5 separate regions of the Homo sapiens genome follow, and regions 1, 3, 4 and 5 are each linked to region 2. The links are chromatin contacts, found by Hi-C or POLR2A ChIA-PET in ENCODE. All regions are on one chromosome and are shown on one strand. Each heading gives the region's core, a stretch centred on a gene start or an enhancer-like site at or near the end of the contact. The rest is flanking DNA. Distances are from core to core; before and after follow the strand shown. Region 1 holds the start of GGA3 (golgi associated, gamma adaptin ear containing, ARF binding protein 3). Region 2 holds the start of TEN1 (TEN1 subunit of CST complex). Region 3 holds the start of MXRA7 (matrix remodeling associated 7). Region 4 holds the start of SNHG16 (small nucleolar RNA host gene 16). Region 5 holds the start of TMEM94 (transmembrane protein 94).

The links. Hi-C counts contacts between places; a loop is a spot of excess contacts on that map. ChIA-PET counts read pairs that join two places held with the same protein, here RNA polymerase II (POLR2A). Pooled maps may share reads with other maps.
Region 1: a pooled map shows a loop between it and region 2 (11-fold over the local background). The contact joins the promoter of GGA3 here to the promoter of TEN1 in region 2. A Hi-C loop is called at or near these places in 1 of 168 maps with a recorded cell type or tissue (naive thymus-derived CD4-positive, alpha-beta T cell) and 7 of 50 pooled maps. POLR2A ChIA-PET finds 5 or more read pairs at or near these places in 2 of 52 experiments (Panc1 and activated CD8-positive, alpha-beta memory T cell).
Region 3: a loop to region 2 is called in a pooled map, with 4 times the contacts of the local background. The contact joins the promoter of MXRA7 here to the promoter of TEN1 in region 2. A Hi-C loop is called at or near these places in 1 of 168 maps with a recorded cell type or tissue (CD8-positive, alpha-beta T cell), 2 of 37 single-sample maps with no recorded cell type and 7 of 50 pooled maps. POLR2A ChIA-PET finds 5 or more read pairs at or near these places in 1 of 52 experiments (A549).
Region 4: a loop to region 2 is called in a pooled map, with 5 times the contacts of the local background. The contact joins the promoter of SNHG16 here to the promoter of TEN1 in region 2. A Hi-C loop is called at or near these places in 1 of 168 maps with a recorded cell type or tissue (MCF 10A) and 5 of 50 pooled maps. POLR2A ChIA-PET finds 5 or more read pairs at or near these places in 3 of 52 experiments (CD4-positive, alpha-beta memory T cell, Panc1 and activated T-cell).
Region 5: a loop to region 2 is called in a pooled map, with 12 times the contacts of the local background. The contact joins the promoter of TMEM94 here to the promoter of TEN1 in region 2. A Hi-C loop is called at or near these places in 7 of 50 pooled maps. POLR2A ChIA-PET finds 5 or more read pairs at or near these places in 4 of 52 experiments (H1, WTC11, activated CD8-positive, alpha-beta memory T cell and 1 more).

Annotation. Positions count from the first base shown.
Region 1 is chr17:75,260,284-75,262,983 of GRCh38, reverse strand. GGA3 (golgi associated, gamma adaptin ear containing, ARF binding protein 3) reads left to right here and starts at 1,378. Exons shown (of 17, transcript NM_138619.4): 1 at 1,378-1,436. The coding sequence starts at 1,397. It overlaps MRPS7 (mitochondrial ribosomal protein S7), which reads right to left and starts at 1,105. Exons shown (of 5, transcript NM_015971.4): 1 at 1,001-1,105; 2 at 296-487; 3 at 117-180. The coding sequence starts at 1,083. RefSeq lists enhancers at 319-1,196, 993-1,402, 1,873-1,972.
Region 2 is chr17:75,977,965-75,980,664 of GRCh38, reverse strand. TEN1 (TEN1 subunit of CST complex) reads right to left here and starts at 1,425. Exons shown (of 4, transcript NM_001113324.3): 1 at 1,154-1,425. ACOX1 (acyl-CoA oxidase 1) reads left to right here and starts at 1,499. Exons shown (of 14, transcript NM_004035.7): 1 at 1,499-1,700; 2 at 1,972-2,131. The coding sequence starts at 1,592. It overlaps TEN1-CDK3 (TEN1-CDK3 readthrough (NMD candidate)), which reads right to left and starts at 1,448. Exons shown (of 10, transcript NR_037709.1): 1 at 1,154-1,448. RefSeq lists enhancers at 937-1,036, 1,158-1,741, 1,607-1,836, 1,742-2,325 and a silencer at 1,457-1,526.
Region 3 is chr17:76,709,699-76,712,398 of GRCh38, reverse strand. It overlaps MXRA7 (matrix remodeling associated 7), which reads left to right and starts at 1,434. Exons shown (of 4, transcript NM_198530.4): 1 at 1,434-1,794. The coding sequence starts at 1,453. RefSeq lists a silencer at 1,203-1,412.
Region 4 is chr17:76,556,399-76,559,098 of GRCh38, reverse strand. SNHG16 (small nucleolar RNA host gene 16) reads right to left here and starts at 1,335. Exons shown (of 3, transcript NR_038111.1): 1 at 1,242-1,335. It overlaps SNORD1C (small nucleolar RNA, C/D box 1C), which reads right to left and starts at 309; the gene lies at 230-309. RefSeq lists enhancers at 113-914, 1,255-1,514, 915-1,715, 2,205-2,304.
Region 5 is chr17:75,455,268-75,457,967 of GRCh38, reverse strand. It overlaps TMEM94 (transmembrane protein 94), which reads right to left and starts at 1,333. Exons shown (of 32, transcript NM_014738.6): 1 at 1,217-1,333. RefSeq lists a silencer at 1,277-1,436 and an enhancer at 1,587-1,636.

The sequences.
Region 1 (2,700 bases), core at 129-2,628, 720 kb after region 2:
AATCTGAATAATAGATACATGAATCCATTTGCTCTTAAGCTACACTGAAAGTACCAAGTACAAGGCTACGGGGTAGGGGGGCAAGAAAGATGACTGAGGAGGGAAGTGCTGTTTACCTGAATCATGAGGGATCTGGCCAGTACTTTGTTTCCTCCTATCATCATCATGTTGGTGAATTTACTTCAAAGAGAAAAGCAACACGTTTAGCTCTCCAAGGCTGTATCACAGAATCCTCACCAGAAACCCTCCCTGGGATAGTCCCAGTCCATGTAACAAGTGTTTGTTTCCATCTAACCTGATGACTGGGTCTTCAAACACAGAACTTGTTTTCCCTGCTGGAGCAGCTTTGATGAGCTGAGTCTTCTTGAGCTCCCGAACATATTTCTCCTCCTCAGTTAGCTCCTCCACTGGCTTGCGATAATATTCCTTGTCAATCAAGGGATCCTTGAATTCAGGACTATAGCGGCTCCATCTCACCTGAGTTAGCCTGGGAGGGGGGGAAAGGAGGAGGCAGGCAAAAGCTGACTCCACAAGCGAGTAGGTTTGACTTAACAATAGGCATGACTGCCAACGCGCCGACGAGGGGGAGCGGCGCGGAGACCGCGAGCTAAACCTGAGCCACAACAATTCAGGCCCTTGTCCCAAGTAGGAGGACATTCCCCAAGCAGGCGGGTAAAGTCTCCTCCTGGTCAAGTGCTAACGGTAAGGATGGGCTTGGCGCCTACACACCCATCCCAATTCACAGGCGATCCCAGATCTGAGCTCTTTAGCTGAACCGCACTTTCAGCTCCGCGTTAGAACCCTAGATCAGCCAGACTCCTTAGGCGAGAGGTAGTCACTAAACCTTCGGATTGGCGCAGGGTCACGCAGCTAACTTAGAAGCTTGAATCCAGATACTCCGGCCCCCAGGGCAATGCTCTCTCTAGGGGCCCACGCGGCCTGCCTGTGGCCCCCTTCCTTCCTCGCAGCGCCCCCCCGCCGCTGCTCGCCACCCTCTCACCCTGGAAGCTGCAAGACAGCCCGCCGCACGCCCAACGCCAGGCCCGACCATCCTCGGGCAACCTTCACTGCGGGGGCAGCCATCTTGGCTGGCCACGAGGACCCCACAAGGACTGCCCTCGGCGCGCCTGAGCGAGTGACGGGAAACGGGTGAAAAAGACTCCTCAGGGTCCTAAATCTGCGTTTCTCTCCACTGATCTGGACGTTAGAGTTTTTCACTCCGGGGTCCAAAGGGGAGCGCCAAAAGGAAACCCTTGCCCTCCCTGTATCCGTCGCAGTCTGGCGCGGCCCTCGGTGACGGCACTCACTCCTCTCAGGACCCCATGCAGGCCCCGCCCCGTCTCAGCTCGTGCAGACTCTCGCGAGTTTTGAAGCCGCGGGGCCGGGCGGCTGCAATATGGCGGAGGCGGAAGGGGAAAGCCTGGAGTCCTGGCTCAGTGAGTAGCCGCGGCCGTTTCTGCCTGCCCTCGAGCCGCTGGGCTGCCCCTGTCTTCACCCCCACGTCCCCTCCCCGGGCTCCACGGCGTCGCCTCTTGGCAGCCCACGCCCGGTCTCGCCCTCGCCGCGAGCAGCCTGCGATCACGCCCCTTCCCTATCAGGGCGCCGGGCCCCAGTCCGGCCCCCGCTTCCCTCGCTGCGGCGCGTCCTCTTGCTCTGGCGCGCGGCGGCGTGAACTCGGGCTCCTGTCGGGCACCGCAGGCTCGGGGAAAGGCGACAGCCAAGATCTTCGGGCTGACATGCTTCGGCGCTTTGGGGAGATTGTGGTGGGGTCGCCGCCCGGCGGTGACACCAGGAACCCAGCGCCCCAATCCCTGACTAAGGGAGAAGCTTCGGATTGGGGCTGAGTCTCCGGTAGTGGTGGGTGCTGCCGACTGCGTTCAGTCGCCTGGCAGCTTCAGAATTGTGACCATGTGTTGGAGAAGTGACGGCTTCGCTCAGGCAGAATGCTTGAAGTGAGAATAATATTCCAAAGAGAGCGATGATAGAGAACAGAGAGCTCTACCTTTTTCCTGCAGTGACCACAGAAGCATGGTGAAATCGGTGTCGGGAATTCCCCCCCCACACACATACATATACCCCCTTGAATATCCTAACGAGTCAGTGTTGATAGCCTATTCTGAGTAAGGCTGAGGAGCACAGTCTGAAGCTGTAGTTATAGAAGCGTATTGCTGTCATTGCACTGTGAATTACAGTGCTACGAAGGAAATGTGTGTTAACCTGGTTAGCAGGTAGTACTCTGCCTGAGGGTTAATAAGTGAACTTTCCTGTAGGCTAGACCTGGAAGCCTCCTTTAAGTGGAGAGAGAAATTGGACTGGTAATGGGATAGGTGAGATACCTAGTATTGCCTTGTTCTGAGGTCTCTTATTTAGTACTGCTTCCGGGATCTTGGAGGTGATAGCTATTTCCTCAAATTGTCTGATTTTTCCTAGTAAGAAACCCCCTTCAGGAGGTTGAGCTTCAGTTTAAAGGGGAGCATATCCCAAAAGAGAGAAAAAGTAAGATCACGTTTGCAAAATCTGCAGTTGCAGGCAGGTCATAAGGCTTCTTTATATATGGAAGTGTTCTCCAAGGAGCTCAAAGTACTTTACAGATATTCATTAAATTAGTTTACCAAGTATTCTAGCAAAGCAGGCACTACTGCCATAATTTCACAAAAAGAGGACATCCTGACTCCAGTCAAACCACTTGCCCAGAAATGC
Region 2 (2,700 bases), core at 176-2,675:
GATCAACAGGTCAGGAATTCGAGACCAGCCTGGCCAACATGGCAAAATCCTGTCTCTACTAAAAATACAATTAGCTGGGTGTGGTGGCGAGCCCCTATAATCCCAGCTACTCGGGAGGCTGAGATAGGAGAATCGCTTGAACCCAGGGGGTGGAGGTTGCAATGAGCTGAGATCATACCACCACACTGCAGCCTGGGCGACAGAGCGAGACTCCGTCTCAAGAAAAAAAAAAAAAATGACTAGAGATGATTCAACAAATCCCTGAATCTCCCTTGTCTACAATCCCACTGGGCAGAACTGTTTTTGTTTTTTGTTTTTTTTCTGTAGAGACAGGGTCTCACTATGTTGCCCAGGATGGAGTGCAATGTCACAATCTTGGCTCACCGCAACCTCCACCTCCGGGGCTCAAGCCACCATCCCATCTCAGCCTTCAGAGTAGCTGGGACTACAGGCGCATGCCACTACACCCAGCTAATTTTTTGGTATTTTTTGTAGGGATGGGGTTTTGCCATGTTGCCCAGGCTGGTCTTGAACTCCTGGGCTCAAGTGATACGCCCGCCTCGTCCTCCCAAAGTGCTGGGATTCCAGGCGTGAGCCACCGCGCCCGGCCCTACACTAGGTTTTAACAGTAAGTGTGCATTTCCCACTTTGATGACGGTGATGGCGAAAGCAAAGAAGTCTGGATTCCAAGACCTCTAGTAACTGCCAGGTTGCGGGGGAAAATGTCTGGTTTCCCAGACAGAAGGCTTAGAGCAGCACCGCCCGCTTGGTCTCATTCTAAGTCCCCGTCCACCCCTTGAACAGCGCTCACAATCCCACACCCAGGGCCCCGGAACCCACGCCTCTGCCAGTAAAGACGCCATTATCTTAACAAAAGGTAACTGGAGCCTCTCCCCAAAGAGACTGGTTCCCGTCCCATTCTTCTCCAATCCGGGTGGATTTGGCAAAAGCCCAAGTGACCCTCCCTAGCAATTCCGCAAAGCCCCATCTCCCGCCCCAGACTCCAGAGTCTCCCGACCACTCTCATTTCGGAGAGGCCTAGGGGCACGGACCCGGAAGCGTGACAGAGGCCGCGGGGTAAGAGGGGGGCAAGTGCAGGCGCAATCCCTCCTCAGCCTCGTTGTCCCGCCCCCTTCCCAAGGCCCCAGCCAACCTGTTCTAGGCGTCGCCGGTCCTCGGATTTCTTCTTTCCGCCTCGCGTGGTCACGTGACGGGGGAGGGGCGGGATACAAAAAGTGCTTTATTTTCCCACTCCCCGGACGCCCAGCAGGGCAGTTTCTTGACCTTCGGAGCCCCTTTCCCGAGGATCCGCTCGGGAGCCTCCCCTGGCCAGGAGCAGGGGATTAGTCTGCCCCGCGACCGGCCCCAGCCACGACGCGGACATCGCCCCCTCTGTCTGGGCCGCTGTCACTCACGCGCCAAAGGGCCACGGAGAAAGAAGGGGCGGGCCGGGGCGGGCCGGGCGAGCGGAGGCGGGGACTTGCGCCGTCCTGAGGCTGCCTCCTAGGGTCCGGCCGGCGCTGGAGCTGCGGATTTAGATTGTCACTGCCACCTCGGTCGGTGCTTACTTCGCTGCCAGCTGGTCGTCGCCATGAACCCGGACCTGCGCAGGGAGCGGGATTCCGCCAGCTTCAACCCGGAGCTGCTTACACACATCCTGGACGGCAGCCCCGAGAAAACCCGGCGCCGCCGAGAGATCGGTGAGGGCGGCGGGCGAGACCTCCCTCCTTTCCCGAGAAAAGCTGGAGACTCCCTCGATGCGGAGTCAGGGGCGCTGTGGGGCCTAGGCCCTCTGGCCCAGCGTTAGGGGAGCCGGGACCCCCACTTCGAGGAACAGCCTGTGTCCCTGGTGGGGGGATATCGCCATTCCCCAGGTGTGTCCGCGACTCTGAAGCCTATTGTGATTCAGGGAGGGTGGAACGGAGGCCCGAGTGTCTGTCTGCCTTTTAATGCCCTTTAACCCCCTTTCAGAGAACATGATCCTGAACGACCCAGACTTCCAGCATGAGGACTTGAACTTCCTCACTCGCAGCCAGCGTTATGAGGTGGCTGTCAGGAAAAGTGCCATCATGGTGAAGAAGATGAGGGAGTTTGGCATCGCTGACCCTGATGAAATTATGTGGTTTAAAAAGTAGGTATGCCTTAGAACAGAGCAAGTGTTGTTAAGCCTAAACTTTACAGCTGCGGTCTATGGTGGCCTTTCATCACCGTGCTTGGTGTTTGAAGATGCAAACTGGCATATTTTCATGCAACTTTATAAAGTTATATGTGTGGCCGGGCGCGGTGGCTCACGCCTGTAATCCCAGCACTTTGGGAGGCCGAGGCGGGCGGATCACCAAGTCAGGAGATCGAGACCATTCTGGCTAACACGGTGAAACCCCATCTCTACTGAAAATACAAAAATTAGCCGGGCGTGGTGGCGGGCGCCTGTAGTTCCAGCTACTCGGGAGGCTGAGGCAGGAGAATAGCGTGAACTAGGGAGGCGGAGCTTGCAGTGAGCCGAGATCGCGCCACTGCACTCCAGCCTGGGCAAGAGTGCGAGACTCCATCTCAAAAAATAAATAAATAAATAAATAAATAAAGTTATATGTGTGAAAAATAATGTGATCACTTTTGTATCCAAGCCTTTTCGTGGGATGACGTGTTTGTAGAATGCTGATAATAAATGGAAATGCAGGAGTTTTTGTTCTCAAGAGTACA
Region 3 (2,700 bases), core at 185-2,684, 730 kb before region 2:
TCAAGACCAGTCTGGCCAACACGGTGAAACCCTGTCTACTAAAAACAGAAAAAAATTAGCCGGGCATGGTGGTGGGCGCCTGTAATCCCAGCTACTCAGGAGGCTGAGGTGGGAGTTTCGCTTGAACCCGGGAGGTGGAGGTTGCAGTGAGCCGCGATTGCGCCACTGCACTCCAGCCTGGGCAACAGAATAAGACTCCATCTCAAAAGAAAAAAAATAGGCCCATACACTGGCTGAAACTTCCACAGTGGTTAAAAGCTAGTCGCCCGTAGATAAAGCCTATTTCACATTTTATAGTTTATAGGCTCTTTTCATCAACCACCACTAAAAGGAAGTGCATGGCCCGCTTAATATCGTGCAGTGCAGCAGAATTCAGCTCTCCCTGTTGCTGAGGGGTCTCGTTTGTGTATCTTCATTTAAAAAGAAGCACTCCATCTAATATCTGGTTTATATCACAGATCAGCTCAGGCACTGTAATATTCCCAAAAAAGTATTAAAGGCATCCTCAGCAAAAACTGGAACCGTGTTTTTTTTAACATTAGGCCTTATGTTTGGCGTGATACCTGACATGCCCGTCCTGTGTTTATTTAAAATAACTAAAGAGTGGGTGGGGAGTGGTAGGAAAGTATGTTTTTGGTTACAACGTGTTTATCTCAAAATCCACTGTTCAGCAACAGAGGCCTGGGAGGATCTGGAGAAACAAAAACAATAGCCTTCATTTCCTTCATTGTACCCTCCCACCCTGCATGCATTCTGGAATTGTGCAAAGAAGAAAGTCTGGTAAGAGGAATAGCGTTGACCAAGGACCTGCAGCTGAATTTCAGGTCTAGGGGCGGGGGAGCCATGTTACTGTTAACAGGGAGGCCTGTGTTGAAGGCTGCTGGCCTCAGCTCCGAAGGGAGCATTCACTGGCCGGGATCTGGAGATGTCCTCTGTGAAAGTGCATTAAGGCAACCCTGAGGATTAAAAGCAACTCCTGACATGCCTATAAAAACGGCAGTGGCTGAACGTAATCCGGCATTATGATTGCTTTACAAGCCAATCCAGGCTGCCGTTTCCATGAAGCTTCCCGGGTTTGCTTGTCTCTCTGCATTCCCACATTTCCAAAATGCTCTAAGACGAACCGCCGTACTAAGGCCAAAGATGACAACCTAAGGGCACCTCATACAGTATTTCAAATTGAACCTGAGCTAAATTGTGCCCCAAAGCGTCAAGGCTGCCCAGGCCGGGCAGGGGTTGGCCCTCCTGTGCCTCCCAGGTGGTCAGGGCTCTGCCCCCTCAACACCCCCGCCCGCAGCCTGTGCGTCACCCTCCCGGGGCCGGAGGGGGCGGGGGCGGGGCGCGGCGATGGGGGCTCCGCCCCGAGGCGGGGCGCGGCGACCGGGCGCGGCGACGGGGCGCGGCGGGCTCCCTCGGGGTCCCAGCTGGCCCGCACTCGGCGGCCGCGGCGCGATGGAGGCGCCGGCCGAGCTACTGGCCGCGCTGCCTGCGCTGGCCACCGCGCTGGCCCTTCTGCTCGCCTGGCTACTGGTGCGGCGTGGGGCGGCCGCGAGCCCGGAGCCTGCCCGCGCGCCCCCGGAACCCGCGCCCCCGGCCGAGGCCACCGGGGCCCCGGCGCCGTCCCGCCCCTGCGCCCCCGAGCCGGCGGCCTCGCCCGCGGGGCCGGAGGAGCCTGGAGAGCCCGCGGGGCTGGGGGAGCTCGGGGAGCCTGCGGGACCGGGGGAGCCCGAAGGGCCAGGGGATCCCGCGGCGGCGCCAGCGGAGGCGGAGGAGCAGGCGGTGGAGGCGAGGCAGGTACGCACCGGGGCCCTCGCGGCCCCCTCCCCACCCCCGGGGCTCCGGCTGCCGCTGCCGTTCCCCGCCGAGCCAGGGAGCGGGGCCGCGGCCTCCAGCCCAGGCTGCCCCCAGGAAGCGCAGAACCCGCGGCCCGCAGGAAATGCAGGTCCCGCCATGCTAAGCCGCAGCCCCGCAAACTCGCCGCCCTCCCCCAGAAAGTGTGGCGAGGGGCGAGCCCGAAGGAGTTTGTTTGGAGGTGTTTTGCTCTCCCCTCCCCTCGGCCTCTCCCAGCCCAGGGCGTGCTCCGCAGCTGCTGGCTCCCAGGCCTCGGGACCAGGGCTTGGAATTTTGCTCCTCACCCACTTCTGACCCCTCCCGCCCACCGGTTCCCAAATCCACGTGCCTGTGGCTTATTTCCAGGCCTGCCATGAGAGTTATCTTGATGTTTAAAAAGTAGGACTTTCGGGGGGCGAGGGAGGAAAGCTGGCTTTTCTTTTTCAGCCAATTTGAAGTCCAGATTTCAGAGTCAGTGCTGTGGCGTTTTGTGAAGCCCGTGGGCTGGGACTGAAAGAAAAGGCACCCGATCCCAGCAGTCCTTTTTATTGTCGTTTTCAAGCTACACATCTAACACCCTCCTACCCCCACTCCCCCGGGTTGTAGGTAAGCTGGGCCTGGATGGAGTGAAGATGCAGGATAAAGCCCTCCTGGAGCACCAGTGAGCACCCCAAAGCGGCCCTCCCTGCCTCTGCCCCAGGCCTCCCGCCATGCTGTCCATCAGCTCGGCCTTGGCCACCTTGTCCTGCCTGTGGATATCTGAGAGGAGTCGGATTTCCCTCATCCACTCATCCCAGCCCCTACACTGTGTGCCCATGTTCCCTGGAGTTCACCACGCTTGGCCGGTCCAGGCCACCGCCAGGGTCTCCG
Region 4 (2,700 bases), core at 86-2,585, 580 kb before region 2:
TACTTAAAGAGGACCATAAGCATATTCAAGTCTATGAAAGTACTAAAAATCTCACCATTTACAGAAATTTCATCATGAAGATCCTTACACTTAACACCTTAAGGTGATGAGTTTTCACATGACTGTTTTCAAGGCCACAGCCACCACCTTTAATCTAAAAGAGAAGGATAACAGGCTTCATTCTAACAGAAACCACCTTAAGGTTTATTCTCCAGATTTGTATTAAACAGCTGAGCCTCAGCAAGTCAGACCTCCTCACAAAAGATACCATTTCAGACAGGGATAACTTTAAATCATCCTCAGCTCAGCCAATAACAAAGATTCCTAAATCCTAGCGATCCAAAATTCATTTGCCATGTCTCTTTCATCCCTGCATGCCCTAACGAGGATCCACGCTGGTTACAATGACACCTAGTGGCCCCAAATCACACGGGCAAAGACGCTACTCATTTTTATCATTAAAATAATTAGCATTCTGAATTTTGAGTAATTTCTTACCATAGCTGGCTTGTATGTCAACACGTATTCTCATACTTGAACTTCAGAATAAAGCAGGAGGTGAATGTATGTGATGGCACCAACTGTGCTTTCTCATTTCTAGTGACCACTCAGGCCCTGCCTGCACCCACTCTTACTCATGTTAAGGGCTCCATCTATTACTCTGATCCTTCAACCTGGAGCTCTGCTTTTCACCGTCTCTGCAGATGCCAAACAAAGAAAGGCCTCTGGGGGAGGAAAAAAGGCTCGTTGTTAAAACTACGGCTTTCCAGAAGTTTACAATCCTATTGACTCCTATCTGTAAAGCTAAATATGAACTACCGATTGGGGCCGTCCTCAAGACACTCCAAGCGGAATCACGTCTTCACACGTTAACACTCCTGATGCTGAATTAAGAACCACCATCGTCAGAGTCTGCCCGTGCGCGGGCACCGAAGACCCCTGGGCATGACGCTCAGCACACGCGCGGCGGAGGCGCACGGGGCTGCCCAGGTTGTTAGGCGCTCTCCCCCGCAGAAGCCGGCCCTATGACGCCGAGGACGGGCTTGAGCTCTCTCCCTTCACATAGTAACATTTTCTCAACGTTTGGAAAGCATTTTCTCATCCAGTACTTTTAACCCTCCTAACCACCCTATGAGGGAGAAACCGAGATTATCGTCACCACTTCGTCTCTGAGGAAGGGAAGCCAAGTATGTTAGTGTCGTGTCAAGGAAGACCCCGTTTTCCCACCCAGGCAGCCTTACCATCATCACTAAAGGCCTGAGACTGCTCGCCGTGCTCAACACCGACTGGAGTGGCCATGTCTTCCAGCCACGCGGCCGACCTCGAAAAGAACGCGAGACCGCCCCTGCGCGCAAGTCTTCTCGGCAATCTCTCCGGAACTCTCGCGATGTTGAGAAAGGGCTGGTGGGAAATGTAGTTCAAAACTACGGCGGCTGGGGGCTGGCCGCGTCCTCAGCGCGACCCTGGAGCTGGGGGTAAGATGGTGGCCGCCACCAGGGGCAGTGGAGGGTCCGGAGTGGGAAACCAGGCCTGTGAAGAACCACGGCTGTCAGAAAACGAAGCTGGAGGTTCACTTCTGCCAGAAAGTCATTGAGCTTCAACACAGTTTGTCCCTGGTCGAGACTGGGGAAGCACAGAAAGTTCGAGGGGGCAGGGACAGATGAGGAAACCGGGGCTTGGCCGAGTATCTTTGTTAATTGCTCTGCGGATTTTATTTGGGGGAGGATAGGGGCATTTGGGGTGGTTCGCTGGGTTAGTGAAGAGGAGAGATTCCGAGGGAATCGTTCAACCTCCTGCTCAGGTGTTTTTAAGTTTGGGGCGAGGCCGGTGAAGCCGAGGCGCGGGCGGCAAGGAGCGCTGGAGAGCGACGGGGCTCGGCCTCCGCGGCTGCCCAGGGGCCCGGGGCATTCCGAGAAGAGAAAAAAAGGCAAGTGTCACGAGCTGAATTACGAAAAGAACGGAGAATGATGTAACACCCACTGCTCTTCTGAGTGTTATTTTTCAGGCAAACACCTTGGCTTCATTTTTTTTTGTTTCTGGGTTTTTTTGGTTTGTTTTTGAGATAAGGTTTCACCCTGGCACGCAGGCTGGAGTGCAGTGGTGCAATCATAACTTATTGTAGCCTGGACCTCCCGGGCTCAAGTGATCCTCCCGCCTCAGCCTCCTGAGTGGCCGGGACGACAGGCGAGCGCCACCACGCCCAGCTGATTATTTTTATTTTGCAGAGATGAGGTCTCACTATGTTGCCCGGGTTGGTCTCAAACTCCTGGCCTCAAGCAGTCCTCCTGTTTTGGCCTCCCAAAGTGCTGGGATTACAAAGGTGAGCCACTGCGCCCGGTCTGGCTTCGTTTTTGAAATAAAAATAAGGCAAAAACGACATCAACAATCAGGGCCAGAATTTGCACCTATTTGAAAGCTAGTTTAAGTTTGCAAGACCGAGAGCCTTTTCTCCATTCCAGTCTCCCTGTTCTCATCCACCCATTAACAGTGATCTCTGTGGCCTTCGGTGTGGGTTATATTGTCCTGCAGATGGTAATATGTTGCAGATACTTATCTTCAAATTACCACATTTGCTTATGTTTACCTCCTTTCATTTGATTGTAAGCTCTTCAAGAGCAGAAGTCTCTTTTTATTATTATTATTATTTTTTTTTTTTTTTTTTTTTGAGATGGACTTTTGCTCTTGTTGCCCAGGCTGGAA
Region 5 (2,700 bases), core at 84-2,583, 520 kb after region 2:
AAGCATAGGAGGATCCTACTTTTAATGCCCATCGCTTTTAATGCCCAGAGCCACCCTGCAAGAGCTCAGGGGAGTCAGGGAACTTGATCTCCTCAGGTCACACCTAGGAAACAACTAGGTCTAGCGGATAAAGAACTCAAGCCCCTGGACTTTCGGATTCTAGTTTGGCTCTAGGTGACCCTGGCCTTGCCTCTCCGAACAATCTCCACATCTGCAAAATGAAAATGTTAAAACTGCCCCCTCCCTGCTTCCATCTTCCAAGATTACCTGCGGAATAACAACTATGTCACTAAAGCTGAGCGTCTTGGATAAATCATGAGAAAAAGATCCTTCTCTCCAATGCATACACCCACATAGCAGAAGGAAAACAGATTCCATAACGAGCTCCCTCCTTTTTTCCCTCAAGAGCCACCGAAAAACTCAGGAGAGAGGGTGGGATGTAGCAGCACGTGACCAAGGCAACGCCAAAGTTTAGCCCGCGGTGACACACCAATGAAAGAGCGGGGCTTTGCTTGCATCTGGCGCTGGGCAGCGGGCAGGGGCCGCATCGTGGCATGCTAGGAACCAGGAGACCTGGGCTCCAGGGGTGTGCGGTACAGGAACGAGGGCATTCCACAGGAGTCACTTTATCCGATGGCATGGATGGTGAGCTTCCGAGGAGCCTGAAAACGCTTCTGGAAAGGCGGAAAGAAAAAAAAGCCCGCTCCAAACTGCAAGATCAGGGATGGCTGCCAGGAGCCCCTCGGCCGGCTCCATCCAGCTGGGGACGGCCGCGCGAGGACCCCGGGCGGCTGCGGAGAGCGCGCGCAGGCGGGACAACGGTCTTTATTTAGGTCGGGGATGAGGACTCCCAGGGGCCTCGAAATAAATACTCAGGGCGTCGGCGTTGGGAGCCCTCTGGGCCAGGGCCTAGGCACGACAGACCTGGGGCAGGGATTCTTTGTTGGCGAGAGGCTTTATTTCTGGCGAGAGACCCCACAATGGACCAATCCAGGGCTGAGAGCAAGAGTCTGAAGACTCGGGGGAAGGCAATGGTCAAGAGCTGGAGACTAGAGCCAGTCCCTGGACTCCCCCTCAGGAGGCATCCCCTTAAGCCGTTCTCTGGGTGCAGACCCCAGACTCCCCTTTCCTTGGCCAAGAATCCAAAGGACGCGCAAGGCCGAGCCCCACGCCCCCTTGCTCCCCACTTTCGGGCCACGGGCCTTCTCGTACTTACCGGGGCCCCGGGGCTGGTCTTCCTCGCCCGCGTCCTCTCCCCTCCCAACCCCCTCCTCACTTCACGTCCCCTCCTCCGGGGGCCGCAGCCATGTCCGTTACTGGCAACTCTAAGGGGGCTTGCCTCCCTTCCGGGCAACAGAGGCGCCGGCCAGAGAGCTAAAGTTCAGGCCACCGATTGGTCAGGATTTGAGAATAGGGGGAATTCTGGCTTCTTATTGGCTACGCGGCGTGCTAGGCTGTAGCTGCAACCGCCCCTCTGGGAGCCTGGCGGAATTAGGTGCCGAGTGATGCGGCCGGGAGAGTGAAGAGCCACTGTCCTTTCCTGTGCGTAAAGCTCAGGCAGTTTCTAGTCCAGAAACCCTGACCAGAGGGCATGGCTTTACCTCCGATTCGTTTTCCTACAGAATTATTCTAAAAAGATAGACGGCGCGCCCCACCTTTTTTCCCTTTCTTTTTAAAATAAGCCCTTTGCAGAGCTCCCCGCCTCTCTTAAGTTCTTCTAAGCTCCCTCCTTGTTGCCTTGAACAAATGCCTAGAGGCTGCCCGCTCCGAGAGGCCTTGGAGGGACTCCCTCAGGACGAATATTGCGTCCAAACCAAATCTAGAAAATCTAAGGCAATACTGCAATTCCCCCCTCCCGCTTCCAGCTCGGCTGAAATCTAAAGGGAAAAACAAGTTAAATTTTTTTTCTAGGTAATTAGATAAATCGCCTGGGAGACCTCTCTTGGGAAAACAAAGCAAGCCTGTGTCAGTATTTACTTCTCTTTTCCCAGAGATCTAAGTCTGGAAGGCTTGTTTAAAAAAAACAAAAACAAAAAAACAAACAAAAACTTGTTTATATAATTGGGAAAGAGCTGAGGTTGGCCTTGTGAAGTAAGAGCCCCTTCCCACATTCATGAGTTTAATTACGTAATTAAAATCCCTTTCTCAGCTGGACAAGAAGATGGCATTTTAGTACCTAATCTTGTATGACCCAGTTTAGCTGTTGCCTAAAACGCCATAAGAATCATGTCACTAACCTGCACACAAAAACTGATAGTTCACCTTTGCAAATAGGTCCAAATCTTTCTGCCTGATGTTCAAAGTCCTTCATAAATTGACTCAGACATACGTTTCCAGGTCTAAGTCCCCACAGGCTAAACTATTCCTGCAGCCACATAGATTAACCACCATTCTTTAAACGTGACAGAGACCTTTCCACCTCTGCTCCTTCGTCACATGGTTGGTTCCCTACGCTTTGCTTTAAAGGTTCTTTTTTTCTTTTTTTTTTTGAGACGGAGTTTCGCTCTTGTCGCCTAGGCTGGAGGGCAATGGCTTGATCTCGGCTCACTGCAACCTTCACCTCCCGGGTTCAAGTGATTCTCTTGCCACGGCCTCCGGAGTAGCTGGGATTACAGGTGCCTGCCACCATACCCAGCTAATTTTTGTATTTTTAGTAGAGACAGGGTTTGAACATGTTGGCCAGGCTGGTCTCAAACTCCT